2 separate regions of the Mus musculus genome follow, and region 2 is linked to region 1. Evidence: chromatin loops called from intact Hi-C (ENCODE). Cell type or tissue: left cerebral cortex. All regions are shown on one strand. Each heading gives the region's core, and the rest is flanking DNA. Links, peaks and the distances in the headings are about the cores only.

What was found. A loop is a pair of places that touch in the nucleus more often than their neighbours do. Peaks named below come from ENCODE experiments on the same cell type or tissue, not always from the same donor. Only the 100,000 strongest peaks of a DNase experiment are listed, where the experiment ranks them.
Region 2: a loop joins it to region 1, with 1.9 times the contacts of the local background. A loop is called at or near these places in 2 of 42 quality-filtered maps.

What each region holds. Positions count from the first base shown.
Region 1 is chr14:55,493,543-55,501,542 of GRCm38, reverse strand. Carmil3 (capping protein regulator and myosin 1 linker 3) reads right to left here. Exons shown (of 40, transcript NM_001374104.1): 5 at 7,904-8,000; 6 at 7,618-7,715; 7 at 7,294-7,364; 8 at 7,122-7,195; 9 at 6,815-6,890; 10 at 6,650-6,738; 11 at 6,045-6,139; 12 at 5,733-5,819; 13 at 5,453-5,562; 14 at 5,241-5,318; 15 at 4,680-4,756; 16 at 4,498-4,602; 17 at 4,336-4,405; 18 at 3,798-3,879; 11 more. Among named protein-coding and RNA genes, the nearest start is that of Carmil3, 6.5 kb to the right of the region's middle. In left cerebral cortex, for the core only: a CTCF peak has its summit at 4,045 (motif pointing left); a DNase peak (open chromatin) is centred at 4,061; H3K27ac peaks cover 224 bases.
Region 2 is chr14:55,144,289-55,154,799 of GRCm38, reverse strand. Gm46455 (a long non-coding RNA gene) reads right to left here and starts at 66. Exons shown (of 5, transcript XR_001781265.2): 1 at 36-66. In left cerebral cortex, for the core only: a CTCF peak has its summit at 6,118 (motif pointing left); DNase peaks (open chromatin) are centred at 4,791, 5,524, 6,117 and 7,580.

The sequences.
Region 1 (8,000 bases), core at 1-8,000:
TCTGCCTCGGGAAGATGGATCCTGCCCTTGGCTTGCCCCTCCGGGTGGATCCGACAGTGTCCTCAGCTGGGTCAGGTGCCGGGCCTGAGGAAGGACAGGCATCATCAGGACCCGGAGGAACGTGCTGACTTCCCTGATCCTGGAGGCGGGGCTGGGGCTTAGAGAGGCAGGAGGGTGCAGGGCAGAGGGAAGGCCTGAGTTCATTTGGGCTCGGCTTGTTTACCAGGCTCTTGTGGGAGTGATACAGCTCCTGGAGGATCTCATCCACTATGGAGTTGGTCAGGTAGGTGACGACGGACAGCTTCACCTCGCTGTAGGTATAGGTGGGGCTGCTCAGCTACTGCCTGCCTGACCCCTGGGCTTCCACCCCTTCTCTCCCCAGACGCCTGAGAATGGACCAGCTGGCTGGGCTGCCCACAGAGAGCATAGTTGCCGTTGGCAGCACCTTGGGTCCAGGATACCCATATCTCTACAGACACGTGTACAGGACGCAGACAGTGATCATTTCAGCAGACACACCTTTCAGCCTAGGTGTGTATGGGCAAAGAGGAACTGAAGGAGGAGAAGGAACGAGGAGGTTCCATGTCAGGAGCACCAGCAGCACAGAGCTAGGTGAACTGGGTGCTACGTAAGCCGTGAGTTGGCTGTTTCACAATGCGTACACTAACTCTCCCTCGCTTTAGTCAGTGGTAGCACCTACATCCAAATGAAATGAAGGGGGTCTAACGAAGATCAGGAAGAAGGGGGCATGTTCATACTCCTGATCTACATACTTTCCTTTGTCTATGTCTCTGAGGAGGCTGTGTCCTGTTTTCAGGAGGTGATTCCTGGTATATGTGTAGTATCTAGAAGTATATACCTATCTATGGGCCACCCTGACCTCTTGGACTCCATCTCAGCTCCCAGATTTCTAGGGCAAGAACGAGTCAGACCCTAAATAGCATGACTGCAATAGTTAAAGATTTATCCCTTATAATGGAAGGCTCTCCATTCATTATTCATCGCTGATAGCTCCAAACTCCCTAAGTGCTCTGGGTCAAATCCAGCCTCCTCCACCCCATGCCCGGCTCTCACTCCAGCTTGTTCTGAATGTCCTGTCCCGCCTGCTCCAGCAGCGCTCCGCGGATGAAGTTCCGGGGCACAGTGACACGTTCTGCCACGTTGCTCAGCATCTTGTTGTGTCCTTCTGCCACCCGCATGGCCACAGGGCACAGTTCCTGTGTTAGGCTGACCATGGATTCCAGAATCACCTGATGAGGAAGAAGGAGTCCCAAGTGGGGAAAGATCAGCGCTAGCACCACAGTGGAAGTTGTTAGCCCATCTATCTAGCTCCCCGTGGTGAGATGGAGGGACCTGACTAAGTCACACAACCATTAGTGTCAGAGCCTTGGATAGCCAGGGTTCTCTGCCTCGATCAGTGCCCTTCCACCCTACCATCCTGACAGGGGAGAGTCAGCCCAAGGATCAGAATCCCTGAGAAGGAGGGGTTGGAGGTCAGGATCCAAGGCTTCAGCTAGAAGAAAAACTAATTCTAAGGCTCTAGGTGTTGCAGGCACAGAGGAGTATGGGGGCGTCTCCATTCTATTTCCTTTGTGCCCTCTGGTCTCTTTGCTCTGACTTCTGTTTTAGTCAACACTGGGCTCCCACCAATGGCCTCCTTCCCCTCCCAGAACTTGCCTGAAGCTCCTTGTCCACAGCTTTGGATACCTCACTGGCTACCGACTCTAGTCTCTGCCGCACAGGCCCATCGTTGGCCAACACGTGACCCAGCTCATAGAGGCTGGGAAAGAGCTGGGAAGGAAGAGGTTCTCTTCAGAGGTCAGAATCGGGCCCCACTAGGTCCCCAGGCTACGAGGACACATGCACGGAGCAATGCTTAGATGCTCCTGGTGTACAACTGGGTGGCCTTCTTGGCTTTCCAGATTGTAGGGAAGGGTGGGGCTGTGGAGGGCTCACCGCCCGGGAGTTCTTGGCGTCCTTGATGAGGTCCCGGGCATAGAGCAGCTCATCTTGCACTGGCTCCAGGGGACATAGTCTCAGGGCCCGCACCTCCTCCTGCACTCGTCCACACAGCCGCTGCAGCATCTGAAGCACAGTGGCAAGAGGGTCGGGGGTGCCAGGTCAGACCCTTTGGGACTCATAGTAGCTGCACACTCATAGTGGCGGTGGTGATACCTCCGTACGGCCCACTTTCTCTCCTCGGAATGCCCTTCCTGAATACCTAGTTGAGCCCCTGGAATGCTCTGTACCCCCTGGCTGCTATTTGCCTGCGTGTATTTAGGGCCCATCATCAGATTATCTCTTTTCTCAGGTCCAGTCTGGGGCACCATGCGATGCCTATGCATCAGCAAGTCACGTCTGTACCCTGCATGCCCCTTGTTCCTGGGAGGGAGGTGTTTACTTGCTCGGCGCTGCTGGTCACCAGGCCCTGCTGCAGCCTGAAGGCTTGCTCCTGAGGGCATGTCTGGGAGTGGTTGTTCCTCACCAGGCACCACTGGATCTAGAGATGATGGAGTGGGAAGGCTCAGGGTTGGGGATGTGGGCTGCTGCCTCTCCGCCCTCCTGCTCTCTCACCCTGCTTAAAGAAACGTGACCCTTCACCTTCTGCCACACATCCTCGGTGCGCTCAGGGGCACTGCGGTAAGCTTGAGAGATGTCGCTCACAGGGAAGGACATGAAGCGCAGTGTATGGTTGCTATGAAACAGTAGTATATAGTTAGGTGGGAAAAGAGACAGAGGGGAGCCCCGCCCCCAAGCCTCTTCTTGCTATCCTGTAGGTCAGGGAACTGGGATGGACCTAGGGTAGTTTAATCTCAGTCCTAGCACAGGGAGGCTGGGGGCCTATGTCAGGACAGAGCTCTGATCTACTCACCTCTCCAGGGCCCTTGCAATGTCCAGGAAGCCCAGGGCAGACGTATTGTTCCGATCCCATAGTATAGTTCTGAGGGAGGGTGAATACCAGTCGACACCTCTCTCTCTGGGTCCTCAGTAAAGACCAGAGGTGTGACCTTCTTTGAGCAACCCCCCCCCCCATAACGAAGCCGACTCAGACATGGTTCCAGAAACGGAGGGCACAGAGGCCAAAGGGAAAATACTCGTATGTGTCAGCGGGTCAGGGATCTAGGTTGAGGGGTGGAGATGCGCGCCTCACCTGAGGGAAGAATTTATCTGCAGCGCCTTCGACAGCATCTTGGCCCCGATGTCCTCCATGCCGTTGCCACTCAGATCCACCTTGGCCAGGCACGTGTTGCTGCCCAGGGCATTGATAAGGATGCTGGTGCGAAGCTTCAGCCTGGAGTCTGCCACGGACAGCGACTGCAGGGACTGAGTGGGAGAACGGAGGTTAGGGTGGGTCCCCATACCACCCACCCACAGGTCCCTCCTAGGCTAGGTCACTCACACAGTCCTCTTCTTGGATCAACTGCACCAGCTTATGCAGGATCTCTTCCAAAGTCCTGTTGGAAGTCAGGGTCAGAGTAGGAGGGGAGGGGACCAGGGACTTGCTATTAGAGGAGGAGAAGGGTGGCCAGAAGTCATCCAGTAATCCAAGAGGACTGGTGGATGGCAGGAACAGGGGCTGTGGGCATAGGAAGGGCTCACTTGGCCTTGACATTGAAGTTCTTTCCTAGGAATAGGTGCTTGAGGGACTTGTTCTTGCCAAGTGCAGGCACCAGCGTCAGGAGGTCTGAGTCAAACCCTGTTTAGTAGATGGGAGAGTCCCGGCCTTGAGGCCCAAGGTGAAGAGAAGAAGTCTCCTCGGGGCTTCACCCCTATGCTCAAAGAGCGGTCTTACTCACCATTATCAGACAGATCTAGGCTGCCTATACAGGTGACAGCCCCCAGCTGCTCCTGCAAGGCCTGGGCTCCTGCTGAGCGGAGCTGCAGGGACAGGGAGTGGGGGTGAGAGGCCAGAGAGGGAGGATGGACGACCGTGTTTAATCTTTAGGGAACAGTGCTAGTCACTCAAGGCCCTGTCTCTAAACCTTGCTACACTGTAACCACCCCTAGGGGTTTCCTTTCCTCTCCCTCAAAAGCCAGCTGCTCTGCAGACAGCTCGCTCCTGCCCTCTGCTGGGCAAGCCTGGTATCAGCCACCCAAAGCTTTAGGGGCAGAAAGATACCGGAGTCTTGAACTTGGATGGCCAGTTTCAGAGGGAAAGGGGTGTGGTCAGTCTAGAGAGCTATTCCCTGTTTCTGCTCTCCACTCTGTGTGTGTGTGTGTGTGTGTGTGTGTGTGTGTGTGTGTGTGTGTGTGTGGCGGAGTGGCAGCATAGAGCTCCGTCTTGACTGAGGGACACTGGTCTGGTGGCTGGGACAGGGGAGACATGGGGCTCACCTCACAGCTGCTAAGGTCCAGGTGCAGATCACTGAGGTGACTGTTGAGGGAGAGGCCCTGAAGAAGTGCCCTGTAGTGGGAAGGTCAGTAGGCCCACATTTACCCCTCCCCAAACACTTCCACGGCTCCCCTGGGCATCTTCCAACCCTTCACCCACCCAACCTGAGGGCCTCCAGGGGCAGCCTTGTGGCTGACAGGTTGACATGGCTCAGGGTGTAGACGCTGCTGAAGAATTGCTTGAAGGCTGGCGGGGCCTCCCGGCCCTTCCTGTGGAGACCCCGAGAGTCAGTAGGGGAGGGCTACGGGCATGGGTTCCTCATCCCTCCCGGCCCCGTCGCCCCCACCTGTGGGAGCAGCTGTTTCGAGCCAGGTTGAGGTAGGTGAGGTGAGAGCAGCAGCCATGAAGGAGGGCGCCCAGAAGCTGTGGAGAGACGCAGCGGCTCTTAAGATCTTGGACCCCCATTCCTGGCATTCCTTTCTCTGAGGCTCCACTGAGAACACCCATTCAGCCTTTTAAAACCCACCTTGCTCTTCAGATGCGGAGGGTAGGGGTGGAGGGTATGTAGGGACATGGAGAGACTCACAGGCAGTGTTTGTATTTGTAAAACAGGACGCTGCAGGCTCCAAGGAGCACTTTCTTAAGTTAGGGGAAAGAAATGTCCTTTCCTGCTAGTAGACATAGAGCCCTGTGCCAGGAATGGAGTGAGGGTCTATTTTTAGGCAAAGCCAGCATGACCTTGTGATCTGAATGAAGTGCATACGGTCTATACTGTGCATGAACCCGAAGTCACCCTTGTATCACCGTCCATGTCTGTGCTCAGGGAAGGAGGGTGAGATGGGAGGCCCCCTCCTGACTTTTCTCAACCCTTTCTGTCTGGCTCCCTCCACCACCAACCCCTCCTCACCATGTCAACGGCACAGTCAGTCCCTGAAAGGTCCAGGTGTACCAAGGCGTTGGGTTGGGCCAGGAAACTATAGAGGGCCTGAGAAAGAAGCAATAGAGGAAGAGAAAAGCGTGGATGCATCTCCCTGCCCCCAGGGGCCATGGGGGGAGTGGCTCCCCTCGAATCCCAAGCATGCTTTTGTAGGTGCTTGAGGCTACCTTCCATGGACTCACATTGGCCTCGTCTGTGGCAAGCAGCCCTGGGTTCTTGCTCAGGTCCAGGTATCGGAGGGAGCTGGCAAAGGCTGGGTTGGCCCCGAAGGTCTGGCCCAGTGCCTGGAGCCCTGAGCACAGCAGGCACTGGGCTGGGTTAGTCCCCATCCTCTTCACCCACGACGATCGCCCCCTCCCCCTCCCCCCCAGCCCCGCGTGATTCCTTTCCCTCGGTGTGCAAGTGTGTGGGCACACCTCTAGGGCTCAACATCTCAGAGGCCGGGGGTCCTGGTGTGAGTACCTCGAGGAGAGATGGCAGTCTTGGCCAGGCACAGTTTGGTGAGGCCCGTAGGGAAGCAGAGGAGCTGCTGGCTCAGGCTGAGGAAACCTGAAGAGTGGAGGAAGCAGGTTGGCGAATGGCCGCCAGCGGAGGGCGAGGTGGAGTGGTCAGACAGGGGCTGGAGTTGGGTGTAGGCCTGGGGTCAAGGATGGAGGTGCTTGGGCTTGGGGCGATCTTCAGGCTGCCAAGGCTCTATTTAGACCTAGGTTTGGGCTCTGGGCTGGGGTAAGGGTCCGCAGTGCAGTGGGGATAGGATTCAGGGCTGGGGCTCACCCTTGTCCTCGATGGGGTTGTGGGACAGAATGAGCGCATGCAGCACACAGCTCCCGTTCTCCCCAAACACCCCGGCCAGCTTCTGGACAAAGTCCCTTCAGGGAAGGGGAGGAAGGATTTGTCCTGAGCTGAGCCCCAAGTCTCCAGACCCTGGCTGGCCCCCCTCCCCAAATCCTATCTGCTCGTCGGGCTGGGTCTATAATGTTAGAGGGCCCCATGGTGGAGGAACAACTTGGGGCTGAGCAGGGTGGTTTTTCCACTCAGGAGTCTGTGGGAGCTGGAAGGTGGGCCTGCCTCCTGCATTCCATACCCGTGGGCATTCTGTACTTCAGCAGGATGTGCTGAGGTAAAGCCCCACTTTGGATTCTTAAGATGGGGGCAGCCCACCCTGCTTGGACGTTGGTGGGACATGAAGTGCATTGTGGGGGAGAGTAAGTTGTGGTGACATCGGGGGCTGAGATCTGAGCCTGCTTTGTGCCTGTCTAAGCACCAGCCTCTGCTGTAAAGTGCGGAGCTAGATGAAACAGCCCAGGGCCTCATATGCTCTGATGTGCCATGGCTCTAGTGAAGAAGGTACAACTGCCCACGGAGGAGCCTGGCCTCACGTCTTAAGCCCAGCATTGTCCAGCACCAGCTCTTCGAGGCTCCCCGACTTGCTGAGGGTATGTAGCACCTGTTCTAGCACTTCTGAGCCCTGGGGACAGAGGGGTCCTGCAATCAAGAGCCAAGAAGGACACTACTCTGCCCGCCTCCCCAGCCGTCATCCTTACCAGTCTCAAGTCTTTGCAGTAGAGTTTGGTGAACCACTGGTTGTAGGCCAGGGCGGCCACCATGAGGGCCAGATCTCTGGGGATATCCGATAGGACAAGAAAAGATGAACCGGTGGCCAGGGCAAGAATGAAGAGTCTAAGGATGGGATGGCTGGGCTGGGGAAAGCTAGATGGGTGGGTGGAGGTGAGCTAGGTGGTAGGAGTTCAGGGGCAGAGCAAGGGCTGTGTGTAGGACCAGAGGAGGAACCCTGAGAGGGACAAGCCATGTCTGGGGATTTGGGGGTTAAGTTTCTGCCCATCTGCTTACCGGCTCTCCAAGTGGCTGAAATCCAAAAGATTGAACTCTCGGTTATCCTCAGCATGGTAGATGGTGTCCACATCCTTGGAGAGGTGGAAGTGGCTCACATTTGCCTCAACCCCCTCCCCGACCCCCTCCCCGAGGACCCCACCTATCCCTGCCAAGTCCCTGCCCAACGCACCCATTGCACCTCCTCTCGGCAGTGGAGTCCATTGTAGTCACACAGGGCAGCGTAGGTCTCAGAGAAGCCACCTGTAGGGCAGGAGATGGGTGGCTGCCATGTTGGTGAGGGGGATGGGAAATCGTCTTGGGCTTCAAGGTACAGTCAAGGTCATTGCATGTGCTAATGTCTGAGCATCCTTCCATGCCATAAACCTCTCATGGTCCAGGAGGCTGACGTCCTCAGGACGGGCAAAGGCCCCTCAGGCAAAATCCATGCCCAGAGGGTTCTGGATATGGGGCAAGATGCTCCAAGACCCATGCTTTCATGTCTGCCCCTGCTTACCACACACACTGTGAGTGGTAGATGTGGAAGTTTCCGAGTTGGGAGATGTGTCTCGGGGTCCCTCTGGGGTGTCCGCATTTCCACGCCGGATCAAACACCTGGAATATGAATAAGTCGTCCCAGAGAAAGGTGGAAAGAGACTCTCAGTGCTTCCTGCATCACGGTGTTTGAGTCTCCAGGGAAGAGCAGAGAGAGCAAGCATTCTCGTTCCAGGAGACCAGATCAACAGGAAGGAGAAATCTACCTTTAGTCTAATCCTTTGGGAGACCCCTTGTCTGCCACTCACCCAGGGCCAGGGCAGACCTTGGAGAGGGCAGAGCTCACATGCCGTGTCACCTGGTCCACACTCTCGGCGGATGGCAGCCGCATGCTCACCGTGCCAC
Region 2 (10,511 bases), core at 1,300-9,299, 350 kb after region 1:
AGAGTACAGTATTTAGAATACTTGTAAGAAAATACCTTTGCGGGGCTGGTGAGATGGCTCAGTGGGTAAGAGCACCCGACTGTTCTTCCAAAGGTCCGAAGTTCAAATCCCAGCAACCACATGGTGGCTCACAACCACCCATAACGAGATCTGATGCCCTCTTCTGGTGCGTCTGAAGACATCTACAGTGTACTTACATATAATAAATAAATAAATAAATAAATAAATAAATAAATAAATAAATCTTTAAAAAAAAAAAAAAGAAAAGAAAATACCTTTGCAAAAGCCAGCACTGTGAGTGATGATCCACACCAATAAACAGTCTGTGATCCAATGGGTCAGGTGGTGCAAACCTGTAGCCTGAGCTACTGGGGTGGCCAAGGCAGGAGGACTACGAGTTCACAGCTGGCATGGGTAATTTAGTAAGGCACTGTCTCAAAATTAAGTCAGGGATGGGAGGTGGGCTCTGAAGGCAGGAAACCTGGGGCTACAACTCAGTGGTAAGACATCTAAGAACCACAACAAACAAAAAAGGAAATGGTATGAGACTGCAGTCTGGCCTGCTGGACAGCACCAGGGCTGTACTCAAGAGATACCTGCTCTCACCCTCATCAATCAGACTGTTGAAACAATACACTCCACAAAATTGGAATCTCCCAATGGCCCAGGCTGGGGATGGAGGGGCAAGGCCTGAGGGCAATTGGAAGAGGAGATGGTCTCCCAGGAAAGATTTGTCCGACATCCTTTCAGGAGAGGCTGGACTGAGACAAGAGTAGTGGGTGAGCTGTACAGGATTGACCCTCTAATTCTGCTGCCTGGACCTTACCCTCCTGTAGGATGCTGAAGAAGGACTGGTGGGAGCTTGCTAAATAGAGTTCTTTGTTCTTCTCCCTAGTGTGGCCTCACTGAATAAAGCTACTTTTCTGCCTTTCACTATTCATCTGCTTTGTCTAATTGGCTTACCGAAGGTTAGTGGGCCAGCCTGACTTGTTAGAGCCCCCAAGCTTATTACAGCTCCTACATCCTGACACTCAGCAGACCAAGGAAATTTTCCCCACCAGCAATCTCTGAGCTCTTTGATGGTGCCAGATACTGGGCAGTGCATATTTATTTTTATGTGTGTGGGTGCTTTGCCTGCATGTATGTTTGTGTACCACTTGTGTGCCTGGTGCCTGGGGAGACAAGAAAAGGGCACCAGATCCCATAAAACTGGAGATACAGACAGTTGTGAGCTGCCACATGGGTGCTGGGACCCAAGCCAGGGTCCTCTAGCAGAGTGTCATGGGGGGATTTCTGAAGTAAGCATTCTACACCCATGAAGGAAGAAGGAAAGAGATGTCGGGTGGGCCAAAGACAGGACAGTTCCAGGAAGGCCTGGGTCACGGCTCCGTTTGCGTTCTCTTGATTTATTGCTGTAAAACTACAAGGTGAGGAGGCCGGGCGAGCCAGTGGGACTTTCAGATGCTTACGTGGCAGTCCGCAGGTTGCTAAGGGCAACGACCCGTGATCTCAGCCATTTCTCCAGGTCATTCTGTTCCAGGTATCGGGTGAAGTCATCTTGGCAACAGGCAGTGCAAACAGTGCTTTTTAAGTAAGTCACTAAATAAATCAATGAATCAGCGTCTAACGATTGGTCTTTTCCACCTCATTCCACTTTAAGAGCAGCCAGTTGGCTAAGCCATCTTGCCAACCTTATTGATTTTGTGTGACAGGAACTATGTAGCTCTGGCTAACCTAGAACTCACAGAAATCAGCCCGCCTCAGCCTCCCAGACTGGGCAGTTGATATCAAGACGCTTCCTTCACTGGGCACCAGGCCCACTCTGACCCCTCCCCCACCACGGAGCATCACGAAGCAAGCGAGGGTTCTGAGCAACAACAAAAAGGATTGCACTAGTGCCTCCTTGCTTCCCACTTGGCAAGGTGTGCCAGAGGGGCCGTGGGCTCTCTGCGGTGTGGGCTCTTGGGGTTATGGGCTCTCGGAGGGCGGGGGCGGGGGGGGGGGATGCGGGGCTGTACAACCATGTCTAACACGGAACTTGGCAGGAAGTACATCTCACCTCAAACTTAAGGTTGTGAGAAATGTTGTTGGGTGTTTTGTTTTGTTTTCTACCAAAAGCCCTTATTTCCTGAACTTACCTTCCTCTTTTTGTTGATTAACCCAACTTCCAACTTGGTCCCCCTGCCTCCTCTGAGGGCTAGGATTAGAGGTGTTGTGCTATCCACACCCTACTACTTAATGATCATAATTAACTGTGTGTAGTCAAAAAGTAAAAAACAACAGAAACCCCCATTCAGTTCTAGACAAAGGGTAAATCTACAATCATTTGGGAAAATGGCTCGTCACTTATAGACGGTAAAAATAGACCTCTGGATGCAAAGGGATTGCATCATGCCCAGCAAAAAGAAGCAGTGCTTGTGTGACAAACCCCTGTGTCTTCACAGCCACATTCTCCGTCAGAGCCCTGCAGGAAAGACAGATGCAAGTGCTCATTAGTGATAAGAGAAATAAGTCAGTTTTGTTACATGTGTACAGTGAAATATTACATAGCGGTGAAAAATTAATGCTCAGAAGATATACTGCACAACAACAACAAAAAAACCCATCTCTTGAAAAGATAGCCAGTGAAGGAAACCTAATTCAAAATGCAAATGTAATTGTACAAGTTTGCCAAACAGACAAAGCAATTCTGTCATGTCATAATGCAAACACATGTTAGAACTCAGGAAGCACGTGGCCGTGACTACTCCAGAGGTTGGGGGGGGGGTGCTTCTGGGGTAAGTGAGAGGCAGGGTTAGGAGGATGAAACCTGAAAGAACAGAGTTTTCAAAGTTCATGGTAAACTTCAAAACTCAAGCAGGTCAAGACGGATTCAAACACTAAACTTCCCGCATCCCTTCCCAGGGTCAAATCTGTAGCCAAGCGTGTCGGCTCATGTCGAGATCCCCACACTTAGAGGCTGCGACCGGCAGAGCATCTCAAGTTTAAGACCAGCATGACCCCGTCTCAGTTAAAAGATAAAGCCACTTGCCACTGTCTCAAGGACTTCCACAGAAATATGATAGGGGTCTTGGAGGGGTTTTTTTGTGGGTTTTATTTTTTTGTCTTGTTTTTCTGTTTTTTAAATAAGGTCTTACTATGTGGTTTTGGCTGGCCTGGAACTCATGATGTAGAGCTCACAGAAATCTACCTGACTTGAATTAAAGTCATGTCCAGCCACACCCAGAAGGACTTCTTTTTATATATAATTCGCTTCGATAGTTTGCAATCGTTTTCATGTTTATTGATGAACTGAATTTGTCCTTTGACATTTTCTTACCGGTGTGCAGTGCATTCTCCTTACTCTCACCCACCTTATATTTTTCCCACTTTCTCCTTCCCACCACACTCCCCTGTCCCACATTCATGACTCCTTGTTTGCTTTGTCACCCGCTGGTTTTAACCAGGACCCTCTGTGTGTCCACAGGCTTGGAATTGTCCACTGTGGCCTGCTGGGTCTACGGTTTGGTTCTCTGAGGGCAATGACTTTCCCTCTGCTAGAATCATCAGGGATGGTGTCCTAGCAGCCCCCAGGTGACCCATGACTGGCTGTCAACAAGCCTCAGCCTATGCAGACACCGGGCAGGCCACCACAGCTGCTGTGAGATCCTGTTTACAATGGCTGTGTCATGTTCTAAAGATACCATTTTATATCTCTCCTACTTATCTCCCTGGCTCTTAAATTCCTTATATTCTCTCTTCCACAATATTCCCTGAGCCTTAGACAGGGCGGTACCCACTTGGGGGGAAGCACTCAGTCATCGTGGAACTGCAATGGATCTCTGCATTCACTACCCTCCACAGAAAAAAGAAAGAAAGAAAAAAGTCTCTCTCGAATGAAACTGGCACTGTCTGTATGTATAAACATGAATCTTTAGACTGCAGTTTGGTGTTGTGTGTCAGTTTAAATAAAAGTACTCATGAGGACCCAGAGGCAGTTTGAATATACTTGGCTCATAAAAAGTGGCACTATTGGGAGGCATGGCCTTGTTGGAGTGGGTGTGGCCTTAGAGGAGGAAGTTCATGGCTGTAGGGGTGGGCTTTGAGGTCCTATGCTCAAGATCTGCCCAGTATGGAAAAGAGTATCCTTCTGGCTGCCTTCAGATCAAAATATAGAACTTTTATCTCCTTCTCCTGAACCATGTCTGCCTGCAGGCTGCCATGCTTCCTGCCATGATGATAGTGGACTGTACCTCTGAAATTGTAAGCCAGCCCCAATTAAATGTTGTCCTTTATAAACCTTGCCTTGGTCATGGTGTCTCTTCAGAGCAATAAAACCCTAACTCAGACAATCCCCAGAGGTCTATAGCCTCGTTTTGTTTAGGCTTTTTTAGTTTTTTCTTTTTTCTTTTTTTTTTTTTTTTAATTAGGATTATGTCTCAGTGCCAGGGATATCTCCTTATGAGTTGTTAGTCAGAGAGGCCCCAGAGGCCCCGAAAACACTATAGACTATTGCCAATACTCTCGGTTGTCATTAGGAACTAGATGGTAGGACCTTATTGTTGCCTGAGCGTGGTGACACAGGCCTTTAAACCCAGTGCTTGAGAGGCAGAAGTGGGCAGATTTCTGTGAGTTTGAGGCTGGGCTGGTCTACTGAGTAAGTTCCATGCCAGCTGGTCTAAGCGTGCCTCCTAGGAAAACCCCGTCGTTAATTTAAAACACCCCTACTGCTGAAGACACTTCCACACCTTTGCTGCAAGATAGAAAGAAACGGAGCTGGGACTGAATCGGAAGCTTCCTCCCTGCTTGCCGGCTTCCGCGGTGTCCAGAGGCTCACGCAGGATGTGAATGATTCAGGCATAGGAAGCTGCCGAGAAGTAGGACTTAGGAAACCCAAGCTTTCCCTCGGAAGACATGGCTTCCCTAGCCAGGACAGACACCCTCGTCTTCAGAGAGAAATGGTGAAAAGGAGTATGTAGTGTGAGCATCCAGAGGAGTCGGGAACAGTGCGAACACCTGTGTGTCTGGAGGGCAGAGACGGGGCCTGTGACTTAAAAAGCAGGCTGTGAAGCTCTCTGAAGCAGGTCCATCACGTGCAGCCAAGCCAGGTAACTCCACATAGAGACCCAGGGCCCCAGGAGGCCTCTCGTGAGGGAAGAGATATGCCCCCACAGATATGTGCAGATACCGAGGCAGGGGGAGGGTCTGGCCTTGGAGTCTCAGGCACAACGAGTTGGAAGACTATGGGCAGCTTGTCTACAAGGTCTTCTTTCACCCAAATCCAACTGTGCCAGCTCCACATCAGCCCAGCAGCTCCTGTGTCTCTCAATATGAGGGTCCCATGTGCTTGTACTCCATCTAGGACTAGCTTCCCACTGAGACAGGGAGAGAGTGGTAGGGGACAGGATTAATCCAGGGCCCCTGGGGACTGGCAACCAGAAGAGAGGTGAACTCCAGCAATGCCAGGCCGAGAGACTGAAGGAGCTTGCAGGAGACCGCAATGTGAATGATTCCTGTCAGCTCCAAACCTACTCTGGCCACTCCATCACCCAGGGACTCCTGGTTACTAAGCAACCCCTGCCTTACCTACTACGTCTGCTCTTGTTCCTTAGCAACCCTTGCATAACCCAATTCCCTTGAGTTCAGAGTTGATATCTATAAATTATAAGTAGATGGGTGCTGCTCCAGCAATGGAGAGAAATTTTATATTAAATTCTGGTCTGTAGCTAGCGTCCTCATGAAGGCAACCAAACTCTTCACGTTGGCAGGCTCAGCCTTGGCTTCCAAATTATGCTTCTTTTGATATTTTATTTCCAAAACTGGACCTACCCTGTTCTCCTCCCACCCCTCAGTTTTCCTCCTTTCCCCTCTGAACTGTCCCTTCCTCTTCTCTACGAAATACATTGAAAGTCTTATATTTCCAGGGGCTAAGGGGGTTTCAGATGTTGGTTGATCTACCTTTTCTAAATACGGGGCTCTAAATATTCTAATACCCCTCTGGGGGATTCTTCTCCCCAAGCCACAACACAGATTAACCCCACACAGTGAGGGTAAGTGAACAGAGAATCAAGGCTCCTCCACTAGACCCAAGAGAAAAAGGATTCACACTTTGTGTGTTAGAGCACCCCCTGCTGGAATGCCTGCGTTATAACATGTCTGAGAAGCCGCCCTGTTTCAGGAAATTTCCTTTGGCCTGCTGGTCTGAGCTTGCCTGATGGTATTACAGAGAAGCTAGCCCACTGACTAGAAAAACAGCTCTAGCCTGGTGCAAGCAAACAGACTGCAGAGAGGAGGTGAGCCTTGTCTATGCTTGGTTCTCCTTACATGCCGTGTGCCTTTCACCCAGAGAGAGAGGGAGCAAGAGAGCCCTCACTCACTGGCCCCCAGAGTCACACTTTATTCCAAGGCAGTCTGAAGGAGCCGAGCTGACAGCAGATCCATCCCCTTTGCAGTGGTCTCTAAGCCTGTCCAAGTTGATTAATTCAGATGCATAGATTTGAGAGTGCAGAAGCCAAATGGACATACTTTCAAACCAGCCCCAAATCAGAGGCCAACGACCTTCAATGCTAGGTCCAAAGCAAAAAGAGAGGGCAAAGAAAAAGAAAAGAAAGATTAGGGGAGAAAGTCGATCCTCGTAGTGCAGGCCCGTAACCTTAGCTACTCAGGAGGCTGAGGTGAGAGGATCGTGAACTCAAGGCCAGCCTGAGCAACTTATGGAGACAATGTCACAAAATAAACATTAAAAAAGAGGCTGGGATTATAAACTAGAAGTAGAACACTTGCCTAGCATATGTGAGGTCCTGGGCTCAATGTTTAGTCCTGAAGAGGCAAGGAAGTAAAGAGAGAAAAGTGGGGCGGAAATGAGGAAGGCAGGCAGGAGGGAGAAAAAAAAAACTCAAGGAGAAAATGAGAAGCACACAATGCTTAAAATGCTGACAGTCAGCGGAGAGCTTAAGGATGCTGCTGGGCTCCTGTCATCCCCTCTCAGCTCCTCTGCTCCTCCAAAAGCCGAGGTGACTTGGGTGATCCTGAGGGTTTCCGTGACCGACCAACAGCAACAGACAGCTGCAGACAAGTCCAGAGAGAAAGCGATGGGACATGAAGTGAAAAGGCATGAAGACTCCGCTCCAAGAGTCGTTTGCCCTGGTATAGCCATGAGGCCTTGTCCCAGACCACATCATTCCAACCTTGGGCTGTGAATGTGTTGGGTTGACCTCACGAGCTGTCACAGAGCTGATTTCCTGGGACTGCCGATTCTATCTGAATAAACTCCAATACGGGTGGAATTTACAGTCCCATAATTCAGGAATGTGGGGAAGGGCCTCACCCAAGTTGGGGAGGGCAGAAGCTGGGGGAAGGGCAGACCTGTCAACAAGTAGATGGAGCCCCCACACCTCCCTCCCAAGGACTCTCCCCCCTGATAAACTGTCATATCAGAAACAGACTCAGAACTCAGGCAGGCTCCAGGCCCCAAACAGGGCAAGCCAAGATGGGCGGGAAGACAGCTCTGGGCTCAGCTGGCTGGAGAGGCAGAGCTGGCCACAAGGCTGCAGAGTCATTTCTGCCAGCACCAGAAAGAGGCCACAGGCCGCAGCTGCAAAGCCACTGAATTGGCTCCTCTTTCCCAGGTCAGACCTCTGGAACTAACCAAATCAATAGCTGGAGTTCCTGGTACCCATGAATCGCTCAGGCTGTCCTAGGGAAAACATACGTCAAGCCCGGAACTATGCTGAGTACTGAAAACACCAAAATGAGGAAGGCAGAGCCTGGGTGAGCATTTCCCCACTGAGTTTCAAAATTAGTACAATTAGGTTTGCCATTGATTGGACGATTCTGATAAATGACGTGCAGAATGGTATGAGCGTGGGGCCCGGTCCGTCTGAGAGCAACGAGAAAAGCCACATGGTGAGGTCAACGGAGAAAGCACTGTGCCTTGAGGTGTGTGCTCAGGAGGACCACTCAGTGATGAGGACAGCAATTGGGGCATTGATGGCTTTCAAGACGATATGAGACCCCAGGACTGTAAATCAAGTGAAAAGGGAAACAAGCTAGACCCGGAACACCAGCTTCTTAGATGGCCCCATGACCGCAGCTGCCCAGCATCCTCACCCTGTGTGTTCTCCACTGACTTCAGACCAACTGGCAAAAAACCAGTCTTGCCTCTGAGTGATTAGGACAAAAAGCTGAGTGCCATCTTGGGCCCTCCCTGCCCTCCTGTCTCCGTATTGGCTCAGTCCTATCTAACACATTGAGAGTCACCCATGACAAGGTCCAGGAAGCAAAGACCTGAGTTTTGCAGCCATCTACTCAGTGAGCCAGCTTGGCAGCTAATCTTTGAGCCCTGGTCTAGTGAAGACAACTGCAGCCCAGATGGTAGCTTGACCACAACCTCATGAGAGCACTGAGCTGGAACCAGCAGGTCAGAGCCAATGTGTTCTCTAGCTTGAGGGTTGCAGGCTCTTTTGTTGTGGAGCAATGGGCAACTAAACCAGGAGCCTCGAGAATAATAAAGCCATTCAAGAGATAACAGAAAAACCCTAGAATATAAAGGGCTTTGAATAAAGCAGCCATAATTAAAACATTGTTGCATTGATGCGTGAACAACTGAAGTCATAAAAGCAAAATTTCAGAAATAGACCCAAACACCTTTGGAGGTAAACTCAGGCTACAGAGTAAGACTGATCCTCCCTCTCCATCATTTAGTAGATATCGATTTCCACTAAGCCATCTTGCCAGCCTCATATAGCAACCGCCATATTTTACACACACTCCTGATGATAGTTTTCTAGTAAACAGTGGTGACACTTATTAACTGATCTGAAGAAAAAAAAAAGTCCAGCTTATAAACTGTGTACTCTGTTCAGAAAAGAGTAAAGAACTTTTGAGGCAGGGTTTTACTATGTAGCCCAAGCTGGCCTTGAACTGACAATCTTCCTGTCTCTTCCTCCTGAGTGCTTGGATTATGAGCATGGCCTTCATGCCTAGCATGTTGCTGTGCCAAGTCCACGCATAGCCCCTCTAGGGCCATGGACCTGACCAGTAAGTGAGGGAATAAGGAAAAGACGGACAAACAAGCTTACAGAAAAACCGGGCTTGGTTGGTCTGGGGTCTCAGCGAAGTTAGCACTTTAAATCAGGCATAACATGTGCCTGCAATCCTAGCTACTTGGGAGGCTGAGTTAGGGTAATTCTAAGTTCAATGTCTGCCTGGTCTACATGGTGAGTTCAAGGCCAGCCTGGGAAAACCAGAGACTTAGTGTCCCAGTGAAATTTAAAGGAGGAGAGTGGGGATAGCTCAGCACTTGCCTAAGTGTGCAGGAATCTGTCTGTGTTCAACCCTAGTACTGAGGGGAAAATAAACACACTTTCTCTTGTGCAATTGTTTTCAGTTTTATTTTATTGTCTGAGAATTTCATAAATGCATATAATGTGTTTTAATCAAATCTACCCTCATTTCCTCTCCTCTACCACTTTTCCTTCCAACTTTACATGCTCTTTTTTTTCTCACTGAGTCTACTTAGGGCCGTCTATACATGTATTATGAGCAGCTACTGGAGCATGGGCAGCCCCTTAAGGGCCACATGCCTGAAGAACACCGACTCCCCTACCTCAGAAGCCATCATTTGCCAATAACTCCTCAGATAAAGTGAGACCTCATGAGCCCTCCCCTCCCCATGCTGGGATTTGGGCTGTCTTGATCCTAACCAAACAGGTCTTAGGCACAAGTCTCGGTTGCTATAATTGGTGCCTGCAGACACAATGACATGTCCAGCAAATGCTCTTTCACCATGAATATTCACTCTCTCTGGCTCTTAGAAGATTTTCTGCCCTCTCTCTTCTGGAATGAGCCGTGGGAGTGGGGGTGATACAGACATCCCATTTAGAACCAGGCATGCACAGTCTTGTACTCTCTGAAAAGTTAAACCCTTAGTGACTTAAGAAAGATGTTCAGCTGCTGCTTCTCGTCCACAGCGGAATCACTATGTCTGAGTAAACTGAGAAAAAAATGAGACGGGCATTCCAGAGAGTTCTCTGACTAGAAGAATGGAGGGATATCCTCCGAAGAAACTGCAAAACTAAATAAATAAAAAGCAAAGATATGAGCTCTCCTTGCCTCCATTATGTGGATATTAGCAGTGAGTGCTATCATGCCTTACACAGCAGAGTATACTGAATATAGGTCTGGGCAAGTGACAGCATCATTTTGAGGCAGTCATTGAGATTTTAGAGAAAACTGAATCAGCTATCGCGAATGTAGAAATGATACACTCTTTGAAAGCCAAAAATTGTCAGCTTTCAAGCTAAGAGTGAAATAGTTACTGGAACATCTCCCCAGATAAGTTATCTCCCTGCCTCAGCTGGAGGAGCCCACAGCGACTCAAGAGTGACAAAGCTCGGACTCCCTCATTCCTCATGGTGCTGAATGCAGTCCGTGAATGGGATTTGGAGCAGCTCAATGCCACTTTGCAAGGATGCAGTCACTTGTCAAATTCAGGGCACAGCTGCAAGCATGAAACCTACATTGCTCTCTCT